Regions from separate parts of the Homo sapiens genome. Here region 1 is linked to region 2. Evidence: chromatin loops called from intact Hi-C (ENCODE). Cell type or tissue: A673. All regions are shown on one strand. Each heading gives the region's core, and the rest is flanking DNA. Links, peaks and the distances in the headings are about the cores only.

Region 1 (16,262 bases), core at 7,477-12,476, 160 kb before region 2:
AGGCATATTTAAAATGGAAAAACCAACAACATCATGATATACTGGTTTAAGACTTTTAATTTTAATGATACGGAAAAAGCTTTTTATGAATAAGGAATTGATTTGTTTGAAAATTGTGCAAAAATGGAGAAAGGAAAAGATGGGAATCTGGAGCTACTAATCCTAAGAGTGACTAAATCTAAGATTAGTCACTACTACAATGCACTGCATTTTTTTATTCCTTCATCAAGTGTGTAAAGATGGATATATGTCAAAGATTCTGCTTCATTCATTTCCAGTATCTTCAGCCATAGTTGATTTACTTTAATCTTGGCACATCGTCATCGAACCAGTAGACTAATAGCTCTTACGGATTTAATTGACTTATTTAGGTGATAGGTCCATCTATATCAGAGCTACAGAAATAAAGAAGGCATAGGATTACTTCCCAGCAAAGCAGAAAAGAGGAGATACAACATAAAAACATATATTTTTAAAATGTCCACTGAATCAGATGCATGGCCTAAAAAACCTTAAAAATACTTATTAATTTTACTTTTAATATTTAGTCACTTTAAAAATCCTGTGTGAATTTAAAAGAAACAGCACATGCAGATCAAAGCTTTCATGGAATCTGCTCTGCACAGCAGGTGATGGATAGAGGGGCCCACTGAGGCAGGTGAGGCTCTCTGCAGTTATAAGAAATGTAATTTGGAAAGCAACAAACATATTCCTCCTCAATAGATCTATTTTCTCCCTTGATCTATGAAGTTTGCAACTCATTGATTACAAACAAAATTTCAATTAAGATTTGAAGATTGACTGCCATTAACTGCTGAAGAAAATAACATGGTAGATGCAATTATGGGTTCAACTCCTAGTCCACTACTTGTTGAGTGTAGCTCCCAGCACTTTTCAATAAACTTTCTAGGCTGCATACTCAGAGTATGGAAAATATGTCTGGTATAAAATATGTTTTTTTGAATGACAATAAGTGAAGAAGCTCCTCATGTGTAAGGTGACTATTGCATTCCTCATGGATTTATTGAGGGAGTTAAAGTAGGTCATGTTTACTACAGGTTTTAATCACGGTGTGCCTCATAGTTAGCACTTAGTAAATGGTGGTTATTTTCATGATTAGGGTGGTGATCTTCTTCATCCAGGAATTCTCTCAAATTTTTCTTTAAAAAAACACGATCAAACTAATGTGTTCACTGAATTCGTCTGACAAATTACAAATACTGCTTTACATGGATACCCATTACCAGTTCAGCCATCATCTAAGTACTTACTCTTACATGTAATATTGTCAGATTTATGGAGCGCAGGATTTCTGTTGATATAAAGGCTAATAAAAAGCCTGACAGGTTTCTACCATTTTTCCCAAATGAAAAATTGACCTAAGGGTGTTACTAATTCACCCTATCAACAAAAAATAATAAGAGAAATAAAATGGAAGCTTTTGGAACCAGTGGAACTTGAGCTTCACATTCCCAAATTAACAACCCAATAACTATGTATGGCTTACTAAAAAGTCCAGCTCCAGAGAATCCTTAAGACCATTGTTTTCATTTTATTTTAGGATTTGATACTTAAAGATGTGTCATGAGGACGCTGTCTCTCTCTGGTATTATCATGTCCAGCATGCAAGCTGTTCATTCAGCCTTTGTCACCCCTGCCAGGTCTTTGGAAGCCATTGAGAAGTGTGTCTTTTGCCATTGTTTCTCAAATAATCTGATCGGTGTCTTCTTTCTATTTAATTTAACTAATCTTATCAAGAAAATGAAGCAGTAGCAATTTTTTCTTCTCTGATATTCCAAAAACTTATTAAGACAAGTTTTGGTGGCAATACATTCTGCTTCCTATTATAGTTATTTGTGAATGACTTAACATTCCTTCATTGTATAACCACATCTTATTATCAAAAAATGTAGTTCTATACACATGCGAAAATATGTGCAGTGTGGTATAGTTTGCTGTATATATGTGGTATATATACAGTAAAGGCTCAATAAGGTTTTTTAATTGAATTACCACCTGATGATCTTCAGATTGCACTTCCCTGGAGGATATTTCCCTCTCAGACTCAGTCAGTTCCTTGTTTTGTTATTTCATAACACCCTTTATTTCCTCATAGGTTTTTCATAATGTTAACAAATAATTAATTAATTATAATAATTCACTTAATAACTGTTTAAATAAATTCTTGAAAGAAATATCTGTACCTGTCTTAATGATCACTATTCCTACAGCTAACATAGAACTTGTAAGGCACTTAGGGGATATTTTATAAATGGCTAAGAATGCTTAACCAATTACTTCCTTGTTTCACAGTTACAGAGACTAAATTTTTACTCTACTACACCATAAGATCTACTCGTTTATTCTCTCATATCTCATAACATATTAGAGAATATATCTCATAATATATAAGACCTTTGTAGATATGTTTGGCTTACATCCAAAAATAACAAACTTTGGCCTGCATTTTATTCAATGAAATAATCCTCCTCCACTTCCCTGCTGCCTCATAAAGGTGTATTTTAGAGTCAATAAAGCAGCTAACAAATTTTCCAGAGCCCTTGTTTCTGTTTCTTTTCTGTTTTGCTACTCACTCTCCGGTTTCCTGCTCATTAACATATCGACTTGAGATGAAGTTGTTCTGTTAAACTTGTTAGAAGAAGTTTAGACAAGGAAGGGATTTGTAGATTTAGTAATCTTTGCTATTTCCTACGCTCTGCTCTCTTAGATCATCAAGAAGTGAGTATACATTTGGGAGAACAATTCCAAACAAATCTCATGAAATTTTCTAATGACAAACTTAGTTTAAATAAAACAGCTGGTAAATGCAACCACAAGAGATATTTGATTTATTTCATTAGATCAATATTTTTCTGGCTGTTACTGTCCTATATCACAGTTGGAAACCAAAATGTAAAAAACTCTATTTTCTGGTAGGCCAATATTTTACTATAGTAGTGTATAAAGTGGAAATAGCAGGCCGGGCGCGGTGGCTCACGCCTGTAATTGCAGCACTTTGGAAAGCCGAGGTGGGCGGATCGCGAGGTCAGGAGATCAAGACCTTCCTGGCTAACACGGTGAAACCCCGTCTCTACTAAAAAATACAAAAAATTAGCCGGGCGTGGTGACGGGCGCCTGTAGTCCCAGCTGCTCCGGAGGCTGAGGCAGGAGAATGGTGTGAACCGAGGAGGCAGAGCTTGCAGTGAGCCCAGATCCCTCCACTGCACTCCAGCCTGGGAGACAGCAAGACTCTCTCTCAAAAAGAAAATAAAAATAAAAAAGGAAATAGTAAATAATACATTACTCAGAATGCTACCAAAATGTACATACAGCTTATTTATAGAATAAAAATGTGTTCTATTAATTATGTTACCTTAAATGAAATCTTCCCTCCATCCACATGGTCGAACAGGATTTTTTCTCATTTACTGAGGAGAGTGAGAAAGAGAAATGTATCCCCTTGGAGCTGCGTTCCTCCAAAGTGGAGTGTCTTTATCTTCGTTATCTTTCTACATGATGCAAACAATTGGCTTGTCCCTAAGCAATCATGCTGTAATTAGTCAATAATGACAGTAAACAGGGGTCCCAGTCTCTCTCCAATAGTTCACTCCTCCAACAAAATTATTTGCAGAGTTAGTTTAATGGAGTGCTGTCAGCAGATTAACGGCCTCACTTTGAAACAGTGTCAACCTCTTGACTGGACATGTTTTTGATAGGTGTCCTGGCACATAGCTACAAGTAAGAAACTATTAGCTTGTAACAATGTTTTATTTCTCTGAAGCCTTCAGATTGTGTACTTTGTTTGCAGAAATACACCAAATAATCAAATTTATGTTTCTTTATTTTACAAAAATAAAAAAATGTGCTTTTTGTTTTGTTTTCATTTTTGAAAGGTGACATAAAAGTGTTCTAAAGGGCTACATAGTTTCATATTCCAGTTGTGAAAGGCAGGGAGAAAAGATCCTATAAAATACTGTATTTATTTCTCCCAAGAAAAAAACAAAACAAACAAACAAAAAAAACACTTTTCTATCCAGTGAGTGGAGGATAGTTGTGTTTGTGAACACAAGTTGGTTTACAAAACAAAACAGCTTTTGTTCAAAGACTCACTTCTATACCATTTTTTTTAAAAAAAAAATCTCAAAATACCTGTTGTATTTCACACATTTTTCTTGCATGTCATGCACTTCTGTGTTCTGAAGCAAAGCACAGTAGAATTTATTGTGCTGGAAAAGCTTACTCTCTGAGAGAGACATCTGTTTTAGATATGCATTTTTGGTGTCTAAGCCTTTTAAATCTGGCCAACTTATAATGAAGTGCTCTGGGGACATTAGCAACTAACCCTATTTGGATGAAATCAAATATGAGATTATTCTACATAAAATATTACTTCTTTGTATCTGACAGCTTTAGAGCAATATTCCATTGTATTAAAATTAGTGAAACTGATCATCTAAAAATGAGTTTGGGGGCACTTTTATTCACAGAAAGAAATATTGGCAGCAAAAAATATATTTTTTCCTGAATAATCTGATTATTTTACTATTTTATTAAATTGGTAAAATTAAAATAAATCAGTAAAATTAGATACATTAGACAGCTTTACTGAGTACTTACTATGTGGAGGGGGCACTGCTGGGTGTTAAGAAGAGAAGGATGAACAAGATAACATAAGATGCTGGCCTTGAAGGAATTTAGGCAATAGTTGGGGAAACGGAGAGGTGCTCAGGTAATTATCACAATAGACAGTGATAAAAGCTGTAATAAGATTTAAGTACTGGTACTGAGTGCTTAGTGGCAGTACTTAATGGTAGTGGAAGGTAACACCTAATCTATCCTTTGGAGATGCAGGAAAGATTTATGCAAAGATGAAAGGCTCAAATGAGTTAGCTGCTTGCAATGAGTGACAGTGGTGAAAGAGAGTTCCAGGCAGAAACAAAAGCAAGAGCAATTTCCTAAGAGACAGAGAGTGTAAGGTGAATTTAAAGAATTGAACTTCATTTAAATAAGCGCCTGAAAAAGCATTATAAGAATTTGGTACGTTATCCTGAGAGCAGTTTTGAGCTAAGATAGGATTTTAAGGAGGGGAGTGGGTGACTTAAAAAGATCATTCTGGGTCTAATGTGGAGAATGGATTAGAGGTGGACAAGATTGGAGATAGGAAGCCCATTAGGAGGTTATTAAAATAATCCAGGCAGAAGATGGTAAGGCTTGAATTTACGTAATGGAACTGGGGATAAAGGAGGTCAACAGTTCAAGGGATGTTAGCATTTCTCTTTCTCCCTCTCCACCTCCATTTGTGTAATGTGCATTAACCAGTGGTTTTGCTTATATCTGCACTATGACAGAATGCCTGGAGATCTAGATTCCTTAAGATCTTTGATATTACAAAGTGATAATTTGATAGGAATTTTATGAGTAATTGCTGAAACAACTGCTAGGTACTTGAAGAGGAGAATGGACAGGTCATGTATTTGTGGATATGAATGATGCAATCTCAATCTGTCCACAAAAGATAGCACAAAGTGTCAGGCTTCTGAGCCCAAGCTAAGCCATCATATCCCCTGTGACCTGCACTTATACATCCAGATGGCCTGAAGCAACTGAAGAATCACAAAAGAAGTGAAAATGGCTGGTTCCTGCCTTAACTGATGGCATTACCTTGTGAAATTCCTTCTCCTGGCTCAGAAGCTCCCCCACTGAGCACCTTGTGACCCCCGCCCCTGCCCGCCAGAGAACAACCCCCTTTGACTAATTTTTCACTACCTACCCAAATCCTATAAAACGGCCCCACCGCTATCTCCCTTCATTGACTCTCTTTTTGGACTCAGCCTGCCTGCACCCTGGTGATTAAAAAGCTTTATTGCTCACACAAAGCCTGGTTGGTGGTCTCTTCACTCGGACATGCATGACACAAAGGAGATTCTAGGAAGGAAGACTTGGTCTTGGCCACTTAATTAAGGTAAAATTTCAAGGACATTGCAGTGTCAGTATTAAGACAGAGGACTAGTGTTATGTGTTGAATTGTATCCCCAAAAAAGATGCTGAAATCTTTACTCCCAATAACTGTTAAGTGTGACCTTATTTGGAAAAAGGGTGTTTGATGATTATCAACTTAAGACTAGGTTATTAGGGTAGACTCTGGTCCATTATGTCTGTGTCCATATAGAAAGGAAAAATGTGGACACTGAAACAAATGCGCACAGGAAAAATGCCATGTGAATATTGGAATTATGTTGCCCCAAGCCAGGAAACTACCAGAAACTAGGAGAGAGGTCTCAATCAGATTTTCCCCAGTGCTGTCAGAGAGAGCATGGCCCTGCTGACACCTGATTTTCAATTTCTGACCTCCACAACTGTGATACAAAGCATTTCTGTTGTTTAAGTGACTTTGTGGTATTTTGCTATGGCAGCCCTAGAAACCTAATACAACTGGAGAAAGGAAGACTTCAACTGGACACATGAGAGAATTTGCTAGATTCAGGAGAAGGAGGACATGTTGATATGCCAGTCAACTATTTCCCTATAACTGGACCATACTACCATGTGAGATGCAGCCAAATGTTCAATGGTGTATCTGTCAGTTCGGTGTGACTTTCTCACATTACTTCACTGACTTGTGGGAATAAAAACTATACTAGTTATCTAGCTAGGCCCATGATTCTGAAGCAGAACATTGATTCCATAGCCCTCCTAACTTTCTAGCCAGTACTCCTGTATTCAACCTATCTCCTTCTTTTATGCCTTATTCTTTTTCTTATCCCTCTTTTTCAACCTAAGCACTGAGATGTCTCTGTTCAACTATATTAACTTTGGGTAATAATATCAATATCCTTCCTCTGTTCTGGGCTCATTCCCTATTTCTCCACATTCTCCAATACCCTGTCTAGTAGGCAGTATTACTTCTATCAGTGAATTGAAACCAGCTGCAAGCAGATTTTGAAGAGTGAAACTAGAATATGAGGCTGTCCTGAAAGCGAATGTCTTTTTTTATTCATGTTTTCAAAATTATTTTATTGAGATATAACATACATAGAAATGCATATATCTTAAATGTATGGCTTGATAATTTCTACTTATATACATGTTACAGATGAATTTATATTCCCATGTTACCACAGCTTAGATGAAGATTATGATTATTTTGTATTATTAGTTTTTTAAAGTTTGCCTCTACTGGTGAGTGCATAGTGGTGTTTCATTGTGGTTTTAATTTGCACTTATTTGATGACGTGTCCATATCATTTATGTTTGGCTCTTGTAAATAACAAGAATTATTTTATTCCAATAAGACAAATTTTAATAATGAGTTTCGTATATTTATATTTACTGTGATTACAGAAATATTTGGATTTTTTTACCATTTACTTTATACTTTGTGGGTCATTCATAATGAAAAGAAAGCTAGGGTGGCAATATTAGTACTTGTGTGGTGAAGAACTAACTTTACCAAAAGAGAAGTCTGGCCTTTGTCTTGGCTCCAGGAGGTAGCCTCTAAACCCTTTGAATTTTCCAAGTAATTGGAGTGTCTTTGTTATGGTGGGCCTGTTAGAACCCACTTGATAGAGAGTTATGCTGATTAGGTGACTGATGGTTAGCTCCTAGATAGTTTATGCTGAGGAGTTGACTAGGTTGGATTTGGCCATACTGGAAAGATCAACCTTATATTTTTATATCACCCTAACCCCAGTGGAAGCGAGAGCTAACTGGAGACTGAGTCAGTGGACAATGATTCAATCAATTGTGTCTACAGAGTTAGAGTCCGATTTAAAAAAAACAAAAACAAAACTCTTAACACTGAAGCTCAGTGAGCTTTCCCTGGTTGGCAATACTCTTGAGTATCGTCGCACTTTGACACTGAGAAGATGATGAAAACTGTGTTTTGAACTCTCTGAGTCTTCACTCTATGCATCTCTTCTAATTTGGGAATATATATATTATATATGCTATATAATATATATATTAAAACTATAACTTTAAGTATTAGACTTTCTTCTAGTGAGTCCTGTGAATTTTTCTCTTGAAAAATCAAACTTGAGAGTGGTTGTTGAAACACTCTAATTTGTCACCAACTGGTCAAAAGTAAAAGTGGCCCTGGGGACTCCTGACTCTTAACCTGTGAAGTTTAGCCTACATCGGGTAGTATTAAATTATACAGAATTTAAGATGAATGTTATTAAGAATAAAGAGGGACACGATATATTATAAAGTAATAAATTTCTTAGGAAAATATAAACAGTCTAGTTAAACAGTCATAAAATATGGAAAGCAAAATCTGCTGGAACAGAAAAAAATAATTTATCCCTATAAGGGGAGATATTAATGTACTTTTATTAATCAATCAGTTAGGCAGTGAAATAAATTAATAATGATATAGACAATATGGACAGCATAATTAACAATTAACAAGTTTGATTTATCTATCTATTTAGCACCTAAGAAGTAGAAAATGCACATTTTCAAGCTCACATGAAACATTTTTAAAAAAATGACTGTGTGCTAATCATAATGAAAGTCTCAATAAATCCAAAGACAATGATAATATATACAACTTACATTAAAAAAAAAAGAAAACTGTGCCCTTTTGCTGAATGTACACTTTTATCTGTGTTTCTTTTTCAAGTAAGAGGCCTCTGGCACACTAAATAAGATCACTTGAGCGATGGAGTCTCTTTCTAATAAAAGTGATTGTAGGAGCTGTGGAGAGCCAGCGAGCCTTGAAATTTTGGCTCCTGCGGTCTGCCAACTTGATATTGGGAGATCACTCTCAGTGTGTGTGTGTGTGTGTGTGTGTGTGTGTGTGTGTGTGTGTGTGCATCTGTATATGTGTATGCATTTGCATGAAATTTAGCACCCCTCATTGACTTTACTCTTAACTCCAACTCCTTACTTTGTATCTTTTCTTCGACTATTTCTTGACTTTCTTGGGAGGCTGCTGGCATAGCTGTCTCAGTAATTAATGTTATGGAAAGTCTCATCAAGGATGCTGAACAGAAAAATGAATTCCAATATGCACAAATGTATAATATTAACATTTAGCTCTAGGGTATTGTTCTTAATTGTCTTGCATTATAATTTGTTTCATAACTGCTTCAATTGATCTTACAGTGATTCAAAATATTTTAATTGCAGGATGAAGTCCATTTAAAAGATTGAAAAATAAAAAATGATTCCAGGACCATGAGTTCCTTTGTTCTTTGTTTTTGATTTTTAATATTTCAGACTAGTGATTTTGCCTATGCAGTGCTATACTTTACTTTGTGCCAGGGCTCCCCAAACTCTAATGTGAAAACCATTTGCCTAATCATCTTGTTAAAGTGCAGATTCTAAGAGGGTCTGGGAAGAGGACTGAGATTCTGAATTCCTAACGAGCTCCCAGATGTTTCTTGTACCTAAAGTGTGGTCAGCAGACTGCACCTTTGCACATCAAAGCTCTGTATTGTTCTGAACTGTACTATCCTATTCAACATAGTACAATAATTGGACTTGTTCAGATATTTAACCCTGAATCAGTTAAAAATATTTTATAAACCAAAAAACATTTTTAAGAAAATATAAGATAAAACAGTATTTAAACATGGTGAGTTAATAAATAAATTATGTATATAGAACATAAACATTTGTTGTTAGGTCTGTTGAGAGGACCTTTTTTTCAACAAATGTGTTCACATACTTATTGCAAGAAAGAAGTGCCATTTGTTTTAATTTGATTTTGTAGTATTTACCAGTAGATGGCAGTACATATTCAAGCTTATGGCAAGACAGTTACTGTAACTAAAACAGTGTCCCCTAACATTCAAGAAGGCAGTCTTTCTGTAAGTGCTCCTCAAGCCCCAAGACAGAGTCATGGAACTCTTATTTGCAACGCATTTTTATTTGATATAGGCTCTAAACATCCTTTTTTATTCAACTTGAATGTTAATAAATATTTTCACTTTAGAAAATCAGAAAAACACTCTAAGAGGTCAAATGAGAAAAAATGAAGTTAGGACTATAGCAGATGGAGATTTAGTTTACATTTGTACATTGGGTGTGTGTAGGGGGGGAAATAATCCTCTTTCAAAGCATGTATCAAATAAAACACAAATCTGGAATTAGGGTAAAGAAAATATTTTTTAAAATTATCGCAAGGAGGAAAGAGAATAGAAGGAGGGGAATTGTAATAGAAGGAGGGGGACTACTGTAATAGATCGTGAGACCTGCCAGTATTCAAAGATTAAACAAAAAGAGTTTTCCTTTTATAATAAGAAGTAAACAAGGCTAGAAAAAAATTAGGTGTGGAGAAATGGGATGAAAGAGTGGACAGCAGATTGGACAGTAAATAAGAAACTGTGTTACTGAGATTATTCGCAGGAGTTGCTGTTAAGGGGCTGTCTGCTGGTTTAGTCTGAAGGTGGTTCAAAGTTCAGGGACCTAGGGGAAGCAGAGATGCTTTAACAAAGCTTGCTTAACAAGCATTTTGTTCTCATTGATCCGTGGGGACCAGCAGTTCAGTTAACTATTAATGAAGCAAAGAATGGGAGTTTGGAGGGTTTTGTCTGGATTGGTCATAGGTAAACCAAGGAAAGCATCCCTAAATAAGTCATAGGGAAGGCTGTTTCTTTGTAGTAAGGTATCTTTGGGGACACAAAAGGATGGGGATATTTCTTTAACACCTTTGTTTTCCAAGATCCCTGGGTTCTAGTAAAATTCTACATTGTCATAGCTAAAAAGTCTAAATAAGGGATTTAAATGAATTTTTATAGTTATGGTTGCATTTATTCCATAAATGTTTATTGGAATTCAAGCAATGTGTAGGAATGGGCTCTGGTCATTTAATGGTCCAAATGTTATGGCTAAAAATGCTCCCCAAGGATCTTACTACATATCCAGTCCAAAGCATTCTATAGTTACATAGGTAATTTGAAAAACATGGTTTGATTTTTTCCTAAATAATGTAAGTTAATAAGCCAAAGTAAATGCTTAATAAATGTTGGTTTGATAAATGAATGAATACATGTTCTGCATTAAACATATTATTACATGTTTATATATTTGACTGAACTGAATAAGACTTAAAGTTAAATTTCTCAAAATATTTCCTTGCTGCTCGTGGACAAAATCTTCCCAGGTATTTCCTATGAAGTCTAAGTGCTGCTTTTCAGGGTGCACTTATGTCTTTACTTGTAAGTTTACAAAATCGAATTTTTCTGTCTTTCTAGAAGTAGTATTGTGACTTATACCTTTCTGAATAAAACAGCAGCAACAACAACAACAACGTTTATGGACATAAACTGAGGGAATAAGGGCATATTTCAATTCCTATACCTAACATTAGGATTTCAAAAATAGGCCTTCTCTCCATCTCCTACTTACGAAGGGGATGTGATTTCAGGTGGAGAGTGAGGGTCTGGGAAACATCATTTATATTTAAACCCTTAATATATGTTTCTCATCTAATGCCCTCAATAGTATTGCAGGGTACATGTTTTAATAATGTTCTTATAGATTAAAATATTTTCCCAAATACACAGAAATAAAACACAAAAGTGACAGAGAGGGCTCTGAATAAATTCATTATATGTGTATATATATATATGTGTGTGTGTGTGTGTGTATATATGTGTGTATATATATGTGTGTGTATATATATGTGTGTGTATATATATATGTGTGTGTGTGTGTGCATATATATATATATATATATATATTTATTTATTTATTTTAACAAAATAATTACTCTATCCTGGAGCAGGGCAACATGCTGGAAGGTACAAGGCTAAAATAAAAATTGTCTCTGCTGTTAAATTTTTGCCACCTAAAGAAACCAACTAATGTAGATCTCAGGATAGCATTCTGTCTGAGTGTAGGGGAAGCAGCAGAGAGAAGTGATAAATTCTTCAATGGACAAAGTTGATGGTCAAGAAAGACTTGAGAATATGTGCCACGGGTTAGATGTTCTCCAAAACTTTGAGTCTCTACTTCCACAGTGTGAAGTTGGTGCTGGTAGAGGAATCTCCAGACAGGAACTATGTTTCTCCAGCCTCCTTTGTATACAGTTGCAGTAATGTGTTCTCATCTATGAGAAATTCTCCCCAAAAAAAGCTAAGCAGAAGTGATGTGTGCCACTTATGGTCTAGGTTTTTCCACTCTCCTTCCTTTTTTTCACCAGAAGCAGAGGACTCTGAGGCTCCAGTGAATGAATGATAGAGCAAATAGGTGGAGAAGCCTGTGAATGAATCACCATGTGGAAAAACAGGAACATGGTTATGTGGATGAAAAATATAATTATATTATTTTATGGGATTGAAATTTTGAGGAGTAGTTACTATAGCAATTACTGCAACTATAACTATTATAGAAGTTACTCCTAATCTGAGTTATGACAAGTTAACTCACGTAGCTCACATAATTTTAAATTGTAAGGAATCTTATACATTATTCCAGATTTTCATTTTATACAGCAAGACATATGCCTACAGGAGAGTCGAGGTTACATTGCTAATAGGTAATGAATTTAGGTCTAGAATTTTGGGCTTTCCTGCCCCAAAGCCCTGTCTAGGGGAGGAAGGTGTCATGCTGCTTTTATATAGCACTTAACGAAAATCACCCCATTTAACTTTTTATTGACCTTTAAGTTTATTTCTCTGTATTCAACAATCTGCAAAGAATTAGTCATGGTTTTTCTTATTATCACCTACTGTGTAGCTAAAGACAGCTATTTTCCATAAAAAATAATCACAATTATTTCTTGTTCTTAAGCTAAGATGTATAATTCCTTGAACAGTTTCACATTTATTGTATCTGAATTATCTTAAAATAAAAATGCCCACATCCTTGGTATTTTTCTTAAATAAGTGTATCTCATAACTGCCTAGTAGAAAGAATACTGGGCTAGAAATAAAAATTATATTCAACTTAGCAAATATCTCTGATATACTTATTATATGTAAGTCTTGGTACTAGTCTTGACCAACTTGCATTTTTAAGGAAAATGATTGCTAACCAAATATCATCTCCAGTTCAAACATGGTAGAATTATACTTTCCAATCTTTTTGTTGTTGGCTGGGGATTCTGTGATGAGTAATGGGGGGAAGTAACATCTTCCGGACCAGAGAAGTTATTTGCTGGTGGACAGTCTTCAGAATATTTTTTTCCCTGTGGCATAAATGCAATCAGGGTTCAAGACTGTGGCTGCTCCATCAGCCTGTGTCTCTCAATGGCAGTATCGATATCCTCTTCTTACCTATGATGGACCTGTAGCAGGAGCAATCAGCAAACCTTCATTGTTTCAGTATGTAGGAATTTGGAGAGTATTACTGCAGCATAACCTAATCTATGCTGACTGAAATAATGATGTTTCTGACATTATAAATGTGATCTTGAAAAATTCATTAAACTTCTTGGATGTCTAGCCTGCAATTTGGGAATTAACTGCTGTTTAGAGACCAAGTTATATAATTATGGAAAATACTAGACTAGGAGTCATAAATCCTTAGTTTTGTTATCTACCTGGTCACTAATTTGTATAACTTTGGGAATGTATTCCTTCTCTAATTTATTCCCAAATATCTATTGAACATTTATTGTGACTAAGTACCAGAAAACACAGATGAATAGAATCTTATTTATTGCCCCCACAGGAGCTCACAGGTGACACAGAGAGACAGAGAGATGTAAGTAAATATGATGAGATGTGGTGAGTTATAGTAAAGCGCAGATTTTTATGAGAAGTGTAGGAGGGACAATCAGGTAAAGGCACAGGGGAGTAAGGAAGGGATCACAGAGAAGACATTTCAACTTGAACCTTTTTATTAGAAGAAGTAGCATCTTTAGCAAGAGAAAGAGTATATGAAAAGATGTAAAACTGTATGTTTTAAAAGAGTAATCTCCTTTCTTTCTTCTCTAAAACTCATATGTCCAATTATTTGAGTGGGTTTTTATTTTCTGGACAGGAGCAAGATGTAGATGGTTCTGATGTTTGTCAAGGTATTTTAATGGCCCACTTAAAAAAAAGCCAATAATCTTTTGTGTATTTTCTGGAACCTACAAAAATAAAGTAAATTTTCTCTTCATTAGAATATTCAGCTCTACGTACATTGTGGCCAGGGATAACAGTACAAGCATTTTTGCATATAGAAAGAAAATTTCTTAAGGTGTTTCAGACTATTAATTTTTAATGTCCTTATAAATGGAATGGCTTGTATATTTGTATATGTGCATGTGTGTGTTTTAATAGTTACTCATTCCAAAACTACAGGAAAAATTAAGAGGTACATGGGTACCTCGCCTTGTCATGGCAATCTTAAAGAATATAAATGATGTCCCAAAGCATTTCTTAGAGTTTTCTATTATTAAGACTAAGAAAAAGGGCATTAATTATTATTTATTTTTTCTTTGAATACTAGGAACAATCGTAGTAGCATCTAAAGTTGTTTGTTTTACATTTATTTTAATTTCTTTAGTTATCAACAGTGTAATAAAATGTGTTACATACATAAAATCTTATTTTTTTATAATGATTTTTATGGAGAATTAACGGATGGGTCCAAAAAGGAAAAAGTGATGCTCCTCGTATCACCTTTCACTGTAGCTAGTACTGCTGCCGCAGTGCTATACTGAAGAACCAAGCATCCTGGAGTATCAGGTAGTGCCCAGCTGTAGGGTAAATAAAGACCAGAGTTAGAGCTGAAAGCAGGGGAGAAAACATATCTCATGTGGTAGCAACAGCAAAGGAGATGACTCACGATCAGACATGTGATATGCTCACTTTCCCCCAAATAAGCTAGAGAAAGGGAGGCTAACATTCTATGTTTACAGTATGAATGTGCCTGTCATAGTTCGATAAAAGTTAGTACCTCTGTGTGGCACATGGGTCTGTAGAATGGTAGACCCAAAGCTTGAATATGAGCAAGAAAAGTTCCCCAAATAAAGGGAAGGATCACTCTGAGAAAGACCAATGGACTTGATGTTAATCTCACATGGTAACAGAAAGCTACTGAAGAATTTTGAATAAGGGAAATCATAATACGATTTGTGTTCTGTAAAACACTCTCCAATAGATGTGTTGAAGATCGATCAAAATTAGGGGGAAGTGGGAACCCAAGGCAGCCACAGACAGACTATTACTGTCATATTTTCAGTATTTGGTGCAATATGTGGCTGGCAGAAGATGCAGAAGAATATTTGGGGTATGAAAGAGTGGAGGCAATGATGAGGACCTGAACTACCTTAGTGTCTCTGGGTTAGTGAGATATGTAGGATATAAAACTAAATAGCATGCGGATCACTGATTGGATATGAGATAAAAAGAATAATTTCAAAATGACTCAGATTTTTAGCTTGAATGAGTTCTGATGGCTTCACCTGAGGAAGGGAAATCAGAGGGAAAATAATTTCACCTAATTAAAGATCAATTTAGCCTACCTGGAGCTTAACTTCTTTATTTTTTAAATGAGGAAGGCAAACTAGGAAATCTCTAAGTTATCAGCCAGCTCCAACAATGTATGATTAGATAATTCTAAATATGTGATAAAAGAAAATACACTGCCATAAAAAAAAAGTTGGTGCAAAAGTAATTATGCTTTCAGGCTGTGAATGTTAAATCATTATAACTAGGCTCAAACACATCTTTATTAATGAAAATAGAAACCATTACAATCAACATATTTTTGCCAATGAAAAATAAGTTTGTTTATTCCTGTAGCATAAAAATCCATGCTTCAAGATTCTACAAACTCTTAGATAGCATTTTTTGCATCTTGCTCATTGTAGAAACATTTTCCCTGCAAAAAGTTGTTGAGATGCTTGAAGAAGTGGTAGTTGGTTGGCGAGAGGTCAGGTGAATATGGCAGATGAGGCAAAACTTCATAGCCCAATTTGTTCACCTTTTGAAGTGTTGGTTGTGTGACATGTGGTTGGGCATTGTCATGGAGAAGAATTGGGTCTTTTCTGTTGACCAATGCCAGCTGCAGGTATTGCAGTTTTCGATGCATCTCATGGACTTGCTGAGCATACGTCTTAGATGTAATGATTTCATCAGGATTCACAAAGCTGTAGTGGATCCGACCGGCAGCAGACCACCAAACAGTGACCATGCCCATTTTTTGGTGCAAGTGTGGCTTTGGGAACTGCTTTGGAGCTTCTTCTTGTTCCATCCACTGAGCTGGTGGTCGATGGTTGTCATATAAAATCCACTTTTTGTTGCACATCACAATCTGATTGAGAAATGGTTCATCGTTATTGCATAGAAGAAGAGAAGACGACACTTCAAAATGATGAC
Region 2 (16,262 bases), core at 4,674-9,673:
ATGAATATAAGTTTGTTGTTATTGAGTTTGTTGTTTGTGTTTGATGTTGAGGGAAGAGGAAGAAGGAGTAGGGGGATCAAAGTACTTGCTTAATTCATCATGTGATTCTTAATTCCTCCTTGCATTCAGTGCCAACAATTGTGTTGCTTGAAAATTGACTAAAACCAGTGCTGAAACGTAACATGTGAATACATAAGTAGAACACAGTGTGATTGCTTAGGATTCAGTAGGTGTTTTTGACAGATTTGATAAATTAATGAATAATAAGATGTTATAATAATATAGGAAAAAGAAGAAACCCCTCACTAACATTATTTTAATGCCTTAACTGTAGACGTAGACATTCCACAAAAGAGATTCAGAATGATGTTGTATATTACTCAAAGGTCTATAAAGAGTTCTTGTTTTCCAGACCAGAAGTTTATGAAAATGATTCACACAAGGATTAAGCCGCAGCTCGAGTAATTGGATCCAATGAAGGAATAGAACTGTTTAGTGGTTAAGAACTTAAATCATGCTTGGTAATTAGATAATGTGTGTTTCATTCCAGGGATGTGAATTGTGAGACTGCCTCATGTAAAGGGCATAATGATTTATCAAAACCAGAAGAGGAACCTATTTATCTCTTACTCTGGTAAGAAAAGTAGGCTTAGCCGAGCATGATGATGTGTCTGTAGTCCCAGCTACTTGGGAGGCTGAGGCAGGAGAATCCTTGAGCCCGGAAGTTGGAAGCTGCATGAGCTAAGACCCTACCACTGCACTCCAGCCTAGGTGGCAGAATTAGACCCTATCTCGAAAAAAAGTTTAAAAAGGAAAGAAAAATAGCCTTGGATGTCTACAACAACCAATGCATCTAACCTAAATCTCTGTTGACATGCAGCCTCAGCTAGTTGAGAAGCAAACCCCAAAATTGTTCCGGTAAAAAACCCCAAATCGCATTGGATGATAAACCTGAATTATCAGGTTTTGAATTGCTGAAAAACACATAATTGTGTCTTTTATGAATGACTATGTTTAATCTTGGGAATATTTAAAATTAAGTTTTAAATGATGAGATAAATCAAATCCATAGTATTCGTAGTTTTGTGTTATATTTGGAAATAATCTGTGCATATTTAGTATTTTGAGTATTTGTAGCATTGAAGGGGATTTGGCATTTTAGGGGTACAATTTGGCAATTTAAAGTTTTTAGCAGATTAGACTTGTAATTTTAATTTAAAATTTGTCACTAATTGTGATTTTTTATACCAAGATTTTCTTAAATTTGTGAAAAATTATTAGTATTTTAAAGAGACATTAAAATTATTAGTTAAATTTTTAACTTACAAGAACCACATAAGAACTTATTAGACAATCAATGTACCTGAAAAATAAGATCGAAATACTAAATTTGTGTGTAGATTAAAATGTTTAAAAATTTTTAATAAATAAAACTTCTCATAAAAGTAATTATTGACATGCTGGATTTATCAGCAGAATAACATGATATATTTAAATTAGAAGTATAGCTAAAAATTAGGTTTTTAAATTTTTCCATTAATAAAATATTAATAATATAGATATTGAATAGCATTTATTTTGTATGAAAGCTACCTTCAAAGACACCAAAAATCTCATATTGATACTATTTTTGACTCGATTAAATTACACAAGGAGGTAAGGGGTAAAAGAATAATTGTTGACACATAATTTTAGTTATTTCAAAGGTTTATTACTTATTTAAATGTGTTATTTATGTAATCAAAATAAGTATATATCTTTTTTTTTTTTTTAAGGCAGGGTCTCACTCTGTCACCCAGGCTGGAATGCAGTGGGCTGATCTCGGCTCACTGCAACCTCTGCCTCCGGGGCTCAAGCAATCCTCCTACCTCAGTCTCCTGATTAGTTGGGACTACAAGCACCCACCATCACACGAGACATTTTTTTTTTTTGTATTTTTCATACAGACAGGTTTTCACCATGTTGCCCAGCTGATCTTGAACTCCTGAGTTCAAGCGATCCACCAGCCTCAGCTTCCCAAAGTGTTGGGATTAGAGGAAATACATATCTTCTTCTTCTTCTTTTTTTTTTTGAGATGGCGACTCCCTCTGTCACCCAGGCTGGAGTGCAGTGGCATGATGTCGGCTCACTGCAACCTCCACCTCCAGGGTTCAAGCAATTCTCCTGCTTCAGCCTCCTGAGTATCTGGGACTACAGGTGCCCACCACCATGCCCGGTGAATTTTTGTATTTTTAGTAGAGATGGGGTTTCACCATGTTGGCCAGGCTGGTCTTGAACTCCTGACCTCAGGTGATCTGCCCGCCTCGGCCTCCAAAAGTGTTGGGATTACAGGCATGAGCCACCGTGCCTAGCTGGAAATATATATCTTTTTAATGAAGAGCTTTTCTCCTGCTTCTAAGAAGTAATAAGCCCAGTTTCACATAGATTTTCATATATTTTTTGATTTCTCAATGTGTTTTCATTCCATTCACAGAAACTCTTTTCGATGTTTAATTAGATACATTAATTGAGTTTAGACTTAGAAACTATACTTCTGAGTAAACAGTTTTTCAATAGTAGTTTCTGAATTCTATTGAGGTTTTATTTTTCTTGAAATTTTTATGTGCCTTTCTTTTTCTCCAAACACCCTTCAATTAATACTATGAATACATATTCAGCTAAGAGAATTTGAAGGCAAGACAAAAGGTAATTCAACAAACACAAAACATTGTGTTATGAAGGGACATCTGTGGAAGCTCTTGGAGGTAATGCCCCAGACCTCTAGCTCATAACTAGTAATGAAGATATGTTTGAAAACAAAAGTGTTCCATCCATAAATTCATCTGTAATTCAAACATTGATTCTTAGACATTTTGTTAAATTATACAGTGCAATTTTCAAACAGACTGTGATGGTTAATATTGAGATGGTTAATATTGAGATTAACAGTTGAGTCAATGGGCTGGGGAAGGCAGATCCACCCTTAATCTGGTGGGCACAATCTAAACAGCTACCAGCGAATATAAAGCAGGTGGAAAAACGTGAAAAGGAGAGATGGGCCTAGCCTCCAAGCCTAAAGCTTTCTCCTGTGCTGGATGCTTCCTGCCCTGGAAAATCTGACTCGGACTGGCTCTCCTTGCTCCTCAGCTTGCAAACAGCCTATTGTGGGACCTAGTGATTGTGTAAGTTAATACTAAATAAACTCCCCTTTATTGTTGTTTGTTGATTGTTGAAAAAGCCCACCATAGGGATACTGTTCTGAACACACTGAAAATGTCAAATTCCCAGTTCAGAAGGCACCTCCTCATTGATCTTAGTTATCCCTGTGGTTTTGACTATTAAAGTGCTGGAAGATAATCTTGCTATGGCATATATTTCCTTGAGAGAATAACAAGTTTGGTTTTTCAAAGCATAATATACTTATTGAGATATAATTTATATGGCCTACCATTCACTCATTTTAAGATTACAATTCAATGTTTTTTAGTATATTCACATATTGTATAACAGTCACCACAATCAAATTTAGGACTTTTTGAATCACCCAAAAAAGAAATCCAGCATCTGTTAGCAATCGCTCACCATTTTTCCCAGTTCCCTGCCTCTATCAATATTACAAAGCAACCAATAATCTACTTCCTGTCTGGAGACATTTGCGTACTCTGGATATTTCATGTAAATGCAATCATACAAAATGTGCACCTTTATGACTGACCTTTCAATTAGCATAATGTTTTTAGGTTCATCCATATTATAGAATGTATCAGGACTTCATTCCTTTGTTTATTTGTTTGTGGTTTTTTTCTTGCTGACTTGAACAGTTTGAAAATTGATTTTTAAAGATTAAGATATCATTACACACACAAAAATGCTCAGATCTTAAGTGGAGAGTTTAGTGAGTTTTGACAAAGTATATGCCCATGTAACCAACACATAAGTTGAAACACAGAGCATTGTTATCACCTTAAAATACCCCCAAATGACCCTTTTCATTCTTTGCCTCTCCCCATAAAAAGTAAATATTATTCTAATTTAAATTGCATAGATTAGTTTTGGCCACTGTTGGACTTTATAAAAATAAAATCATACAGTGCATACTCTTTTGTTCTGGATTCTTTTCCTAAACATAGTGCTTTTGAAATTCATTTATGTGGTAGGATGTATCAGAAGTTTCTTCCTCTTTATTGCTGAGTAGTATTCCATTGTACAGATAATATCACAATTTGTTTATTCTTGTATTGTTGGGCACTTGGTTTGTTTCTGTTTTTCTCCCAGATTTATGAAGGAATCATGGACAAATAAAAATTGTACATATTTATGAAGTACAGTGTGATGTTTTAACATATGTATATATTGTGAAATATATCAAATGAATTAGCATATCCATCATATATACTTTTTGTGGTGAGAATATTTAAGATTTAATCTCTTTTTTGAGTATATAATACATTATTATTGTTAACTATAGTGATGCTGCTGTGCAGTACATCTTCAGAATCTATTCATTCTAACTGAGACTTTGTGCACTTTAACCAGCATCTCCCCAAGCCTTCTCTGCTACACTCTCCACCCATGTCAGCCCCAGGCAAACACCATTCTATTCTTCATGAATTTAACTTTCTTATATTCCACATATAAGTGAGAACATATGGCATTTGCCTTATCTCACTTAGCATAATGTCTTTCAGGTTTTCCATGTTGTCCCAAGACAAGATTTCCTCCTTATTTTTAAGGCTGAATAGAACTCAGTTTTGTGTCTGTCTGTCTGTCTATACATCTATCTATCTATCTATCTATCTATCTATCTATCTATCATCTTTTATCTATAGCACATTTTCTTTATTCAATTTTTTTGTTGATAGACATGTAAGTTGATTTCATATTTAGGATATTGTGAATAATGCAACAATGGATATGAAAGTACATATATCACTTTGACATATGTAGTTATTAAGTTTTTTTGAATATCTACCCAAAAGAGGGATTACTGGATCATATGGTAGTTCTGTTTTTAATTTTTTGAGGAATCTTCATGCTATTGTTCATAATGGCTGCACTAATTTACATCCCCATTAACTTTATACAAGGGTTCCCTTTTTTTCCACATCCCTGTCAATGTCTGTTTTCATTTGCCTTTTTGATAGTAGCCGTTCTAACAGGTGTGAGATGATATTTCATTATGGTTTTTATTGGCATTTCTCTGATGGCAAGTGACATTGAGTACTTTTTCTTATGCCTGTTTGCCATTTGTGTCTTCCTTTGATAAATGTCAATTCAGGTCTTTTGCCCAATTTTTAATCATAATATTTGTTCTCTTGTTATTGAATTGAATTCCTTATATATTTTGAATATTAACTTCTTATTGTATGTATGGTTTGCATTCCATAATTTTTGGAATTTTGTGTCTTCATTTTCATGCTTCTCAAAGTATTTTATAATTTATCTTGTGATACCTTCTCTGACTCATTGGTTCTAGGAGTGTCTTAATTTTGACATATTCATGAATTTTCATTTTTTAATTATTGATTTCTAATTTCATTTAATTATAGTCAGAAATCACACTCTGTATGGTTTCAATTCTACCTTTTTTCATTATTTTTGAGTGGAGTATTCCATATGTGTTGGTTAGATCTAGTTGGTATATAAAATTTTTTAAATTTTAAATTTCATTTTATTTTCCACATAGTTGATCTAATTTTTATTACAATTAGGTATGGTAATTTCCAGTTTTTATTATGAGTTGTCTCTTTGCCTTTCAATTTTGTAAGTTTCTTCTTCATGTGCTTTAGGGTTCTGTTAATTGGATATATTTTTATAATTATTATAACTTCCTGATGAATTATTACATCATTGTTAATATGTCATCCGTTATGTCTAGTAACTTTCTTTAGTCTATTTTATATTATATTAGTTAGTTCAGCCACACCAGTTTTCTTATGGTTGCTCTTTGGATGACATATATTTTCATCCCTCCACTTTTAACCTATTTCTATGTTTGAATCTAAAGTATGTCCCCTGTGGACCATATGTAGGTGGATTTAAAAAAAAATCAAATTTGACAATCTCTATCATTTGATTAACTTTTAAAATCTATTTATATTTAATACTATTATTGATATAGCTGGATTTATATCTGCTATTTTACTTTTGTTTTCAATATGTTTCATGTCTTTTTTATTCTTCTTTAGTGCTTTCTTTAGTATCAACTGAATATTTTCTAGTGTGTAAAATTTTGATTTCATTGAAATGTTTGCTAATATTTCTTTAATGTTACAGTATAATGTTACCAGTTCTATACGAGTTTATCTTCTAGTGGATGCTTTAGGACTTACTATATACTGCTTTCTTATGAGTGTCTACTTCTGGTTTATACTAATTCCGGTGATACACAGAAACTCATTCCTATATTGCCCTATTCTCTTTCCCATTTTTGAACTATTACTGCTGTATATTTTACATATATACATGTTAACAACCCAACAGTCTATTGATATAATTATTACTACATATAATTTAATTTTTAAAGAAACTAGGAGAAAAAAAGAGTAAGTATATATTTCTAGAGATCCTTATTTTAATCTTTTTATTTATTGCTTCTGGTTCTCTTTATTTGTTCCTGTGCATTCAAGTTATTATCTCACAGCATTCTCCTACCACTTTGCTCTCTCTTTTCTCCTTTTCTTTATTGTTATCCAGTATATTCTATATTTCTATATGCTTTAATCCCAAGAAGCATTTATATGTAAATATATTCTTTATAAAATTACTTTTAAAGTAACTTATGAAGGAAATGAAGAAATATGCACATATGTTGTATTTAATAATTTCATAATTATTTTTACCTATGTCTGTGTTTGCATGTGTATTCTAATTCCTGTCTGTGCCACTTGCTTTTGGCCTTAAACTTTCTTTAGTATTTATTGTAAGGCAAATTTGTTATAGATGAATTATCATAGTTTTCGTTTATTTGGGAAAGCCCTTACATTGTCTTCATCTTGAAACATACCTTAGCTGAATACAAGATTCTTGATTAACTTTTTAAAAATTTATTTCAACCCTTTGAACATGCCGTCCCACTGCCACCTGGCGGCCAGTGTTTCTGATGAGAAATTAGCTGTTAGCTCTATTAAAGTTCCCTTGTATATTACAAGTACTTTTCTCTTGCTGCTTTCAAGATTTTTGTCTTGTCTTTGGCTTTCTATGTTTTTAATATGATGTGTCGTCTGTGAATCTTTTTGTATTTACCTTTTTTGTTACTCTCTTTGCTGATGTGATTTGCTTATTTACTCAGAGACTTGGCTGAACTATTTTACTGAAGTTCATTTTTCCCACAGTGAAGCCTCTGATGTCACTTCTTAGAGGAGAAAACCTTGCACATGCCAACAGTCACATTGGAATGATGGTTCTTTAGCAGGACTCTCTTTGTCTCTTTCCCTGATCACTGTTAAGCTAGCTGCCTCTCTTAGTGTCATACTCAGCATTAGGCTTTCCTAATTGCTATCTGATTGTGTTGTTGTTTTCATCAATGTCATGGGACATACATTTTTTTATACTCTGATCGAATTGAATTCAAGTTCCTTTGCAGGTCTAGTTTTTAAAGCCAGTATCTGAGGTTGGTTATGACTCAAGAAGACTCTTCTCAGCTGTCTGTTTTCCTGCTTCTCTCTGGTAAACTAGCTGCCCTATGTTTTAGGAGGAGCTAACAGCCTTTTCATAATTGCTTAACAATATAATCTATATTGTTTTCCCAAATACTCTTAGCCTTAAAAATTTCCACACCCTGTTCCAAATAAAGTCAGTTCCTTTGGGGAGAACTTCAGAGTTCTCTCTTATTATGGCCTGCCTCTTTCTCCAGGCTAAATGTCTGAATCACTACTCCAGAACTGAGGATGGTGATAGTGTCCTACTTTTCCCAGAGTGACAACACTGCTTTATCAGCAGCACCCTGGAAAAATGTGGTAGCATCAGGTTTTCTTGGCTTGCCTTTCCTGGCATTGAACATCTGCCCTACTAGCAGCTAAGGTAAGAGTAATTGAGGCCCCCGTATTCTCTGTGTGCCACACATGGAGTACAGACTTTACCCTCTGAGAACTGATTGGATGGAGAAGGGAAATGCTCAAATTCTTGTTGGCACTTGCCTGGAATTGAACATCAGTAACACAAGGCTGGGGATTGTGAAAAATACTGACAGCCTGAACATACCATGAAGTTACTTTAGCCTTTCACTGTGAGCTTGGGCAAAAGGGAGCACCATCTTCTTAGCCACAACTTCCTGGAGCAGAGTGTCCATCACACTGGAACAGGAGAAGGAGGAAACTGGTAATGGCTCAAGTACAATAGACTCTCACCGTTCTGACAGAACATTAGCATATTTTCTTGAACACATTTCTTAATTGTTATATGCCTTTGGTAAAATTTTCAGAGACCTTAAATGGTTATTTTTAAAATATACGATCTTCACTAATTATGGTTGTTTTACTGGATAACAGGTCCATTGAGTGCCTCATACAACCATTATGAAAGTGAACAATAACAGTGATTTTGAATTTCCCTGAAGAATTAATGCTAAACCAGAGCCACAAAAAAATAGAAAGACCAGAAATTTCTTTCTTTAGTGCGTATGCTTCTACAATTTCAGCAAGTGCCCAAATGCCTATCTATTTTGGCTCCATCTGTGACCCTTCCAGGGTGGTCTGTCTCTCGTCAATACTGGATGACAAATTTGCTACATTACCAGACACAAAGATCATTTAATCAACTAAATTGTCTAACAGAGTATAATACTGATAGATCTCAGGACATATCCAAATTTTCTTTTTGAATGGAAGTATTCATTAATTTTATAACCTAATCAGAGTGTTGGTGGTTGAATAGAAATTCTTCAGGGAAGTTTGGGGGTTAAGTGTGGGGGAGATGAAGAGAAGCAAGTCATCGTAACTGCTACCTGGGAGGCATAAGAATCACTTGAACCTAGGAGGTGGAGGTTGCAGTGAACTGAGATCGCACCACTGCATTTCAGTGGATAGAGGGAGACTCTGTCTCAAAAAAAAAAAAAAAAAGAGAAAGAAAGCAGAAGGAGTAACAGTGTGTCTAAGAGAACATGTGAACTTGAATTAAAAGAAACTTTATGTGGCTGGGGTAAAAGATAGGAGGTAAAATATGGCAAGATATTTAATTTTGTACTTACAAAGGGCTATAGCAAAAGGTCCTTAATGTCAGGCTCAGCAGTTTTGATTAAACAGGAAAGTGGCATTGTGCCTCAGTTACTAGAAGAGTTAGATTGGAGTACATTTTTAAAACCTTTCTTTTGTGAGCCACTCTTTAGTTTTATTTGAATTGAACTTTCTCAATTCTTCAAGAAACATTCTTAGAACTTGGATAAAGTAGAATATCATGTTCCTCAGAGTGATAAAGAGTTTATAAAGTAGAGCTAGTGGGCATAAATGGATTGCAAGGCATCTTTTATTTCCCTGGAATCATAAAAACAGAGAAAATTATTACCAAACCATGGAGAACTCTGCATATAAATCATAGATGGAACTGAATAACTGGAACCTAGCAGAGAAATGACATTGTCAAAACAGCTACAGCTCTATTATGCTGTCCACTTTAGCCAGGTCACACACTCAATTGGATTAGTAACACTGCTAGGTTAGCTGAGTTAAAATTGGATAGAACCAAAACAGATTCATAAGGCTTTGGGTCTTTGGTTATGACAGAAAAGCACCCTGGGGAAATCATAATATCCACAGTTTATATTCCATTGGGCTGTTTACTATCAGACCAAATGGGTTTCAGAAAATTGCTTATTCATGTTTAATTTGGTGAATTGTTCCCTTAGCCTTTAACTCTTGCATTTATATAATTATAATTACAACATAGTTATTACTAATTAAGAAAATGGAAGATGTTTCCCCCTGCGCCCAGGCCAAACACCACAGGATTGTGATTCAGTAGAGTCTTTATTTATTTATTTATTTATTTATTTATTTATTTAAGACAGAGTCTCTCTTGTTGCCCAGCTGGAGTGCAGTGGCACCATCTGGGCTCACCACAACTTCCTCCTCCCGGGTTCAACCAGTTTTCCTGCCTCAGCCTCCCGTGTTGCTGGGATCATAGGCATGCGCCACCACACCCGGCTAATTTTGTGTTTTTAGTAGAGACGGGGTTTCTCCATGTTGGTCAGGCTGGTCTCGAATTCCCGACCTCAGGTGATCCGCCTGCCTTAGTCGCCCAAAGTTCTGGGATTACAGGCGTTAGCCACCGTGCCCAGCCCTTTTTTTTTTTTTTTTTTTTTTTTTTTTTAATTGAGACGGAGTCTCACTGTCGACCAGGCTGGAGTGCAAAGGTGCAATCTCTGCTCACTGCAAGCTCCGCCTTCCAGGTTCGAGCGATTCTCCCACCTCAGCCTCCCAGTAGCTGGGATTACAGGCACGTGCCACCAAGCCCGGCTATTTTTTTTTAAAAAAATTATTGTTATTACTTATTTTTAGTAAAGACGGGGTTTCACCATGTTGACCAGGCTGATCTGGAACTCCTGACCTCCATTATCCTCCTGTCTCAGCCCCCCAAAGTGCTGGGATTACAGGCTTGAGCCACCCGGTCCGGCCGCATCAGAGTCCTTCTTAGGGTGTCTCCTTTAAACAATGAAGTCTGGCACAGATTTTGCCACATAATAAGACTCAACAATGCGTGTTTTAAATTACACTGAAAGTAGATGACTTTTAGTGCTGGGTGCTGTGGCTCACGTCTGTAATCCCAGCACTTCGGGAGGCCGAGTCAGTCACATTGCCTGAGGTCAGGAGTTCGATACCAGCCTGGCCAACATGGTGAAACCCCCGTCTCTACTAAAAATACAAAAATTAGCTAGGTGCGGTGGCAGGCGCCTGTAATCCCAGCTACTTGGGAGGCTGAGGCGGGAAAATTGCTTGAACCTGGAAGGCGGAGGTTGCAATGAGCCAAGATCGGGCCACTGCACTCCAGCCTGGGCGACAGAGTGAGACTCCGTCTCAAAACAAACAAACAAAAAAAGACTTTTGTGCCTATTCTGTACCTAACATGTTTTATGAAGAACACAACTCCAAAGAATACAGAATTTCCCATTTCCTTCTCTCTTCTTCTCCTTAGGGTCAGTAGTTCACCCCCTCTTCTAAGGGTAGTGTCCTTAATCCCACATTGCTCCTGGGTGAATTTATGCTTCTTAAAAATTGGAAAGCTGAATTGATTACTTATGAAATAATTGGGAAATAAATACAGGAAACTCTGGAATTTCTTTTCACAGAGAAGTATATCTGAGGATTAGTCTGGCTATACTTAGATTAGAGAATATTAGATAAAATGGCGCTTCTATTTAGGAAGAAAGCAATTCCTCTCTTAGGAAGATTTTAAACTTTTAAAAATGTGTCTTTTATTACAAATAGTTTTGAAGCATTTGTAAAGTATGGAAAGGTACAAATAACAAAATTAAATTACTTATATTCTCATTATTCAATCCTAAATTCTGTGAAGTTGAAGTAGTTCTTAACACTCTTTCCTCTATATAATTTTAAAACGATTAGATCATATAGTTTTTTCTTTTAATATTATTATTTGTACCTTTTCCTATTATTAAATAATCTTTAAAATAATTTTATTTGTTCTCAGTCTGTTAGACATTTAGATTGTTTCTACTTTTCTACTTGAATAGTAGCACGGTAATGATGTTTATGTATCCATATTTGTTTGCCCTTTTATTATTATTTCCTATATCATTGTTAGAAAGTAATTAATAACAAGATCTGAAGTAAACTAAGGATGCTAAATAATCAGCACTCAAATGACTGTATATTATTAGTTGATCATGACCTTTGTATTTTCTACTGAGTCTGGTCAAGACTTCAAAATACTTCATTTTTCATATATATAGTATATATTATATATATTTATATATTTCATATATGTATATATAATATATATAGATTTTATTATAAATATATATGTGTTCAAGATATTCCTTCAGTTTGAACCTTTTCATCTAAAAATTTATCCCTGTATTTAACGAATTCAATTTCTACTTTTGAATTCTTGACTTCTAAAATTACTATATAGGTAGCTTAATTTATTAGTATGATTTTTGTACTCTCTTTTTTTTTTACTCAATCTCCTTAACTTAACTCCTCCAGATTTTCTTCACTCTCTGAATGTCTTGCTCCACTGCCAGACTAGCCTTTTTTTTTTTTTTTTTTTGCATCCTTTCTTGCTGGTGAACTTTAGTAGAGGAAGAAAAATACATTTTGTTTTCTACTCTTTTAGATTATCAGCTGATACTGTGTAACGAAAGAAAGATTAACAAAAGGAAATAACACAAATGTATTTAATATGTTTAACATGGCATGGGAGCCTTCCTAAGGAAATAAAGATCACAGGATATAGTTAATCGAGCATTTTTATATGAAGACTGAAGAATAGCAAGTTATAGAAAAATATGATAGGAGAAAAGGGTATGAGCTAGGGGTAGGAAGCTAAGGGAAATCTTAGCAAAGCCTGTTGGTTCAGAGTTTTATTGGCTTCCCTCTGTCTTTGGAGATAGAGATGCTCTTTTCCTCTGGATGAGAAGAGCACCTCTCACATGAGGGTCTGATGAACTAATTTAGGAGAATTTCAGAGAATCCTTCCTATACCTGCCATTTCTCAAATTTCTTTAAAAATATTCAATATGTCATGGAGCCATATTTTGGGGTTGCATGTCCTCAATCCTGTCATTTTCAATATACCTCCTTGCTGATAAAATTAAATATCAACTCTTAATTCCAGCAATTGAGGCTTTTTTCCCCACTGCACACTCCACCCCATCTAGTCTGATGTCCTTAAAATTGTATCACTCATATGAAACTCCAATAAAACCAGGCTACTTGCTCATCATGGCCCTTCCTTGCATAATATCCATGGCCTTCCCATGACTACCTACCAAATCCTTCTTATTCAGGTTCCATCCTCTACTTAATGACACTTTACATTCACTATCCATATATTATTTTTGCTCATTTAAAATCACATAACAATTTTATCTTAATAATGGCAACTATTATATTATTACATTGTATTATAGGTGGTTACATATTTTCCTTGAACTTCTTCTGTCAGACAGAGGACACCTTGCAGAAAGGGTGTCCTTAAATCCTTAGAACCCCTTCACTCTGATTCAGTGGCTTGCATAGGACTCAAACACATTAACTGAATAAACTCACTCAATAGAGATCAGTGATTTTTACAACTATAAAATAGCATTTTTATGACCCTTCTCCAATGACAGATTTTTGAAGCTAATGTAACCAAGTTTTGAGCTCTTTGAATTTTTAGTGATTAAAGAGGAAACATATCCCTAATGATAGGGAAAGTAGGTTTTAAAATTATAATTTTATAGGAAAATTGAACAAAGAAATAAATGCAAGTCAATTACAGTGAAATGATTTCGGCAACGATGGCTTAGCTTTCTTTCTCTACCACAAAATAAAAAACACTTCCTATTCAAGAAAATATTTAATTATCTTTGACTAGCTGGAGAAAGAGAAAAGTCCAACCAGTAAGAAATCCAATGACATATTAGAAGTTTGGATTTCATATCAGTATGGATATTGTATGTTTATTTTGTACAGTTTGCATTGAAGTCACTGCTTTGATTTCAGTGTTTAACTTCCTGGACTTTATTTGTTAGTGTCTCAACTTCATCAATATTGGTATGTAGTGCTTTAATAATGTATATTTAGTAGCATCTCTTAAAGGAAATCAGTGATTAGTTACAGTACTTTTTAATTTTACTTCACATGTAACATTCATGTTTGATGGTACTGCACGTACTTATTACCAGCATTTTCATGGAGATCAGCACTATAACTAAAACATAACTTTTAATGATAGTGTTATCAGTCTAAATTGGAGAATGCTAGCATAACTAGGCTTACTAGAGTATAATAGGAAGTAGTGACATTTCTGTAGTAATCAAATGTGCAATGCCAGGAAATTAAGAAAATATTTGTTTCCGCAGAAAAATGGAAGAAGACCCCTTGAATTTACCATATATTATAAAAAGCTTGAAAGCAGAGTTCCCTTATGGAAGACCTTTGTCTGCACATCAAAAAATGCAGCTGTTGTCATTTGCAATGTTTTATGGTCTTCAAACTATACTGCGAAGATCAGTGCATTCTTTTAATGCCATCATTATTAGCTCATGTAATCTTAGAATCTTCCATTAAAAGTTCTCCAGTAGCCTTAGCTGTTCAATTAGTCGGTGCCATACTCTAATGTTCACATGTTGTATTTATGTAGGATAATTAGATCAGCTTTCTGAGGTTATTTTTAGTCTTTTTAAAGAGTTGAGAATGCAATACATTTGCTTCATGCTGTTATTTATGGGGAAAATGACTTGTATTTGATGATAGTTTACTCTGCTGGTATTTGGAGAAAATTGGCAAAGTTTTGACTTTTTTTTTTTTTTTTTCATCAATGGCTTCTGTTTCTGGCACTTGCTTTTAAAAAGTGCCATGCCTGCTGCTGTACATAATAAATTCATCACACCACGATCCAGCGCCAAGTCAACTTGGGAAAAAATAGCCTGGGCTCTGTGTCTGGGCTATGCATTCTGGAAATGATGGACTTATGCATCTTAAACCTAAAGTCTCATTATAAGACTGGTGAGAACCATATGGCCTAAAAAGCCTGAGGAAAATGAATAGAGAAGTACATCTGGCTCTTTTGGCATATACCACCACATTCTAGTTTGAGTCACTGTGGAAATGTGAATAGGTCTTCGGGAGTGAGAGAGTGATCTGGTATTTCAAGCTAGGTTAATAAGCTGTCATTTCAGTTTGGGATGATGTTTGCTATCAGCAAGAAGGATTGTTTCTGTTTAGTTCAACCATCACATGGTTAGAGCTTATTAGGTATCACAGTGGCATATAGGTGCTGTGGAATGTGATTCCCTGCCCCGTTGAAGCCTGCAGGGTAGTGGGAAAACAGTTATATAAATGAATAAGTACAATATCATGTGATAAACGCTATCTATGAGATAAATAGACCATGCAAGCTGGAAGAAATGAATATTTGAAAACCGTACCCTCACCTACCTAGGTTGAACCCATCAGCTGTTTCTGTGCTGGGGTAAGAATGGGGGCTCTGTACTGCTAACCAGAGCCTCTCAAACTCATCCATGGCACCCAGGGTCTCTTACTAGGAAACATGTTTCAAAAGTGTGGTTATACTTACTCCAGAAATTTCCCTACCTTTCCAAAACAAAAAGTACCTTGTTAAAAAGGTTATAGTTATGTGACAAGCATATACTTCATTTTTACCTTGACATTTAAGTGGTTAAACAATTCATCTTGAAGATGAATCACTAGGATTAATGCACGGAAAGAATTCTGTCTGATATGTAAGGGACATTATATATTATATCACATTTTTTGTGTGCTCTTTAATTTGTCTGTCAAACTTATTTAAACTTCAAATGACATCTGCTCAGGTGTCAACATTTTTTGTTGTTTTTTAAGTTTTCCTTAACCCTTGCTTTAAATAAGAGATATACATGTCTAACTCTATTTCTTCTATCTTGACATGTATCACATTATATCCAGGCTTTACAATTTATTTGCTGTGTGATTATGGACAAGTGATTTAACTTCTCTTTCCTCAGTTTCCTTATTTATAAAACAGACATAATGACCTTTAATTTTAACTTTCTCTGAGGGTTAATTGGACTTTGTATGTAAAGAGTCAGGCACAGTATCTGGCACACAGAGATTTATGATCACTGTATTTGGCTTGTCTATGAGAGTATGCACTTCTTAATGCCAGGGACGGCTCCTTGCATATGGTCATATCTCTATAAATCTTGGCTTTACCTAATTATGTCCCAGTCCTTCTAGATTATAATACCTTTTAGGTAAAAACGGTTGTAAAATGTTTTATTGTTTAACCTGTCAGAGGAAGCATCTCATTTTAAGTCACGGAAATCCCTTAACTTGGAAGATCCTTCAGGCATGATAATCAAGTAGGGTTGTATAATCTTGTTCCAGGGCAGTGGAGGTCTTGGGAACTTGGGGTGTTACATAACTCTAAACTTACATCATGCCCTCAACTACATATTCACTTATAATTCTGGAGGCAGAATTATTAGCAAAATGGATTGAAGATATTCTATAAGGCCCTTTTTGGAGACAAAATCCAAAAGAACGATTTTATAAATTATATATCCTGTACCAGAACAGAAAGATGGCACAGAAAACAGTATATATTATAGGCCACATTAA

Evidence for each region. Hi-C counts contacts between places; a loop is a spot of excess contacts. Peaks named below come from ENCODE experiments on the same cell type or tissue, not always from the same donor. Only the 100,000 strongest peaks of a DNase experiment are listed, where the experiment ranks them.
Region 1: it touches region 2 in a loop (9-fold over the local background); 13 of 110 quality-filtered maps call a loop at or near these places.

The regions. Positions count from the first base shown.
Region 1 is chr1:73,992,028-74,008,289 of GRCh38, reverse strand. No RefSeq gene overlaps it. Among named protein-coding and RNA genes, the nearest start is that of LRRIQ3, 200 kb to the left of the region's middle. RefSeq lists an enhancer at 5,534-6,035. In A673, for the core only: a CTCF peak has its summit at 9,716 (motif pointing right); a DNase peak (open chromatin) is centred at 9,739.
Region 2 is chr1:73,830,926-73,847,187 of GRCh38, reverse strand. No RefSeq gene overlaps it. Among named protein-coding and RNA genes, the nearest start is that of LINC02238, 160 kb to the right of the region's middle. In A673, for the core only: a CTCF peak has its summit at 7,068 (motif pointing left); no DNase peak of the experiment used is centred there.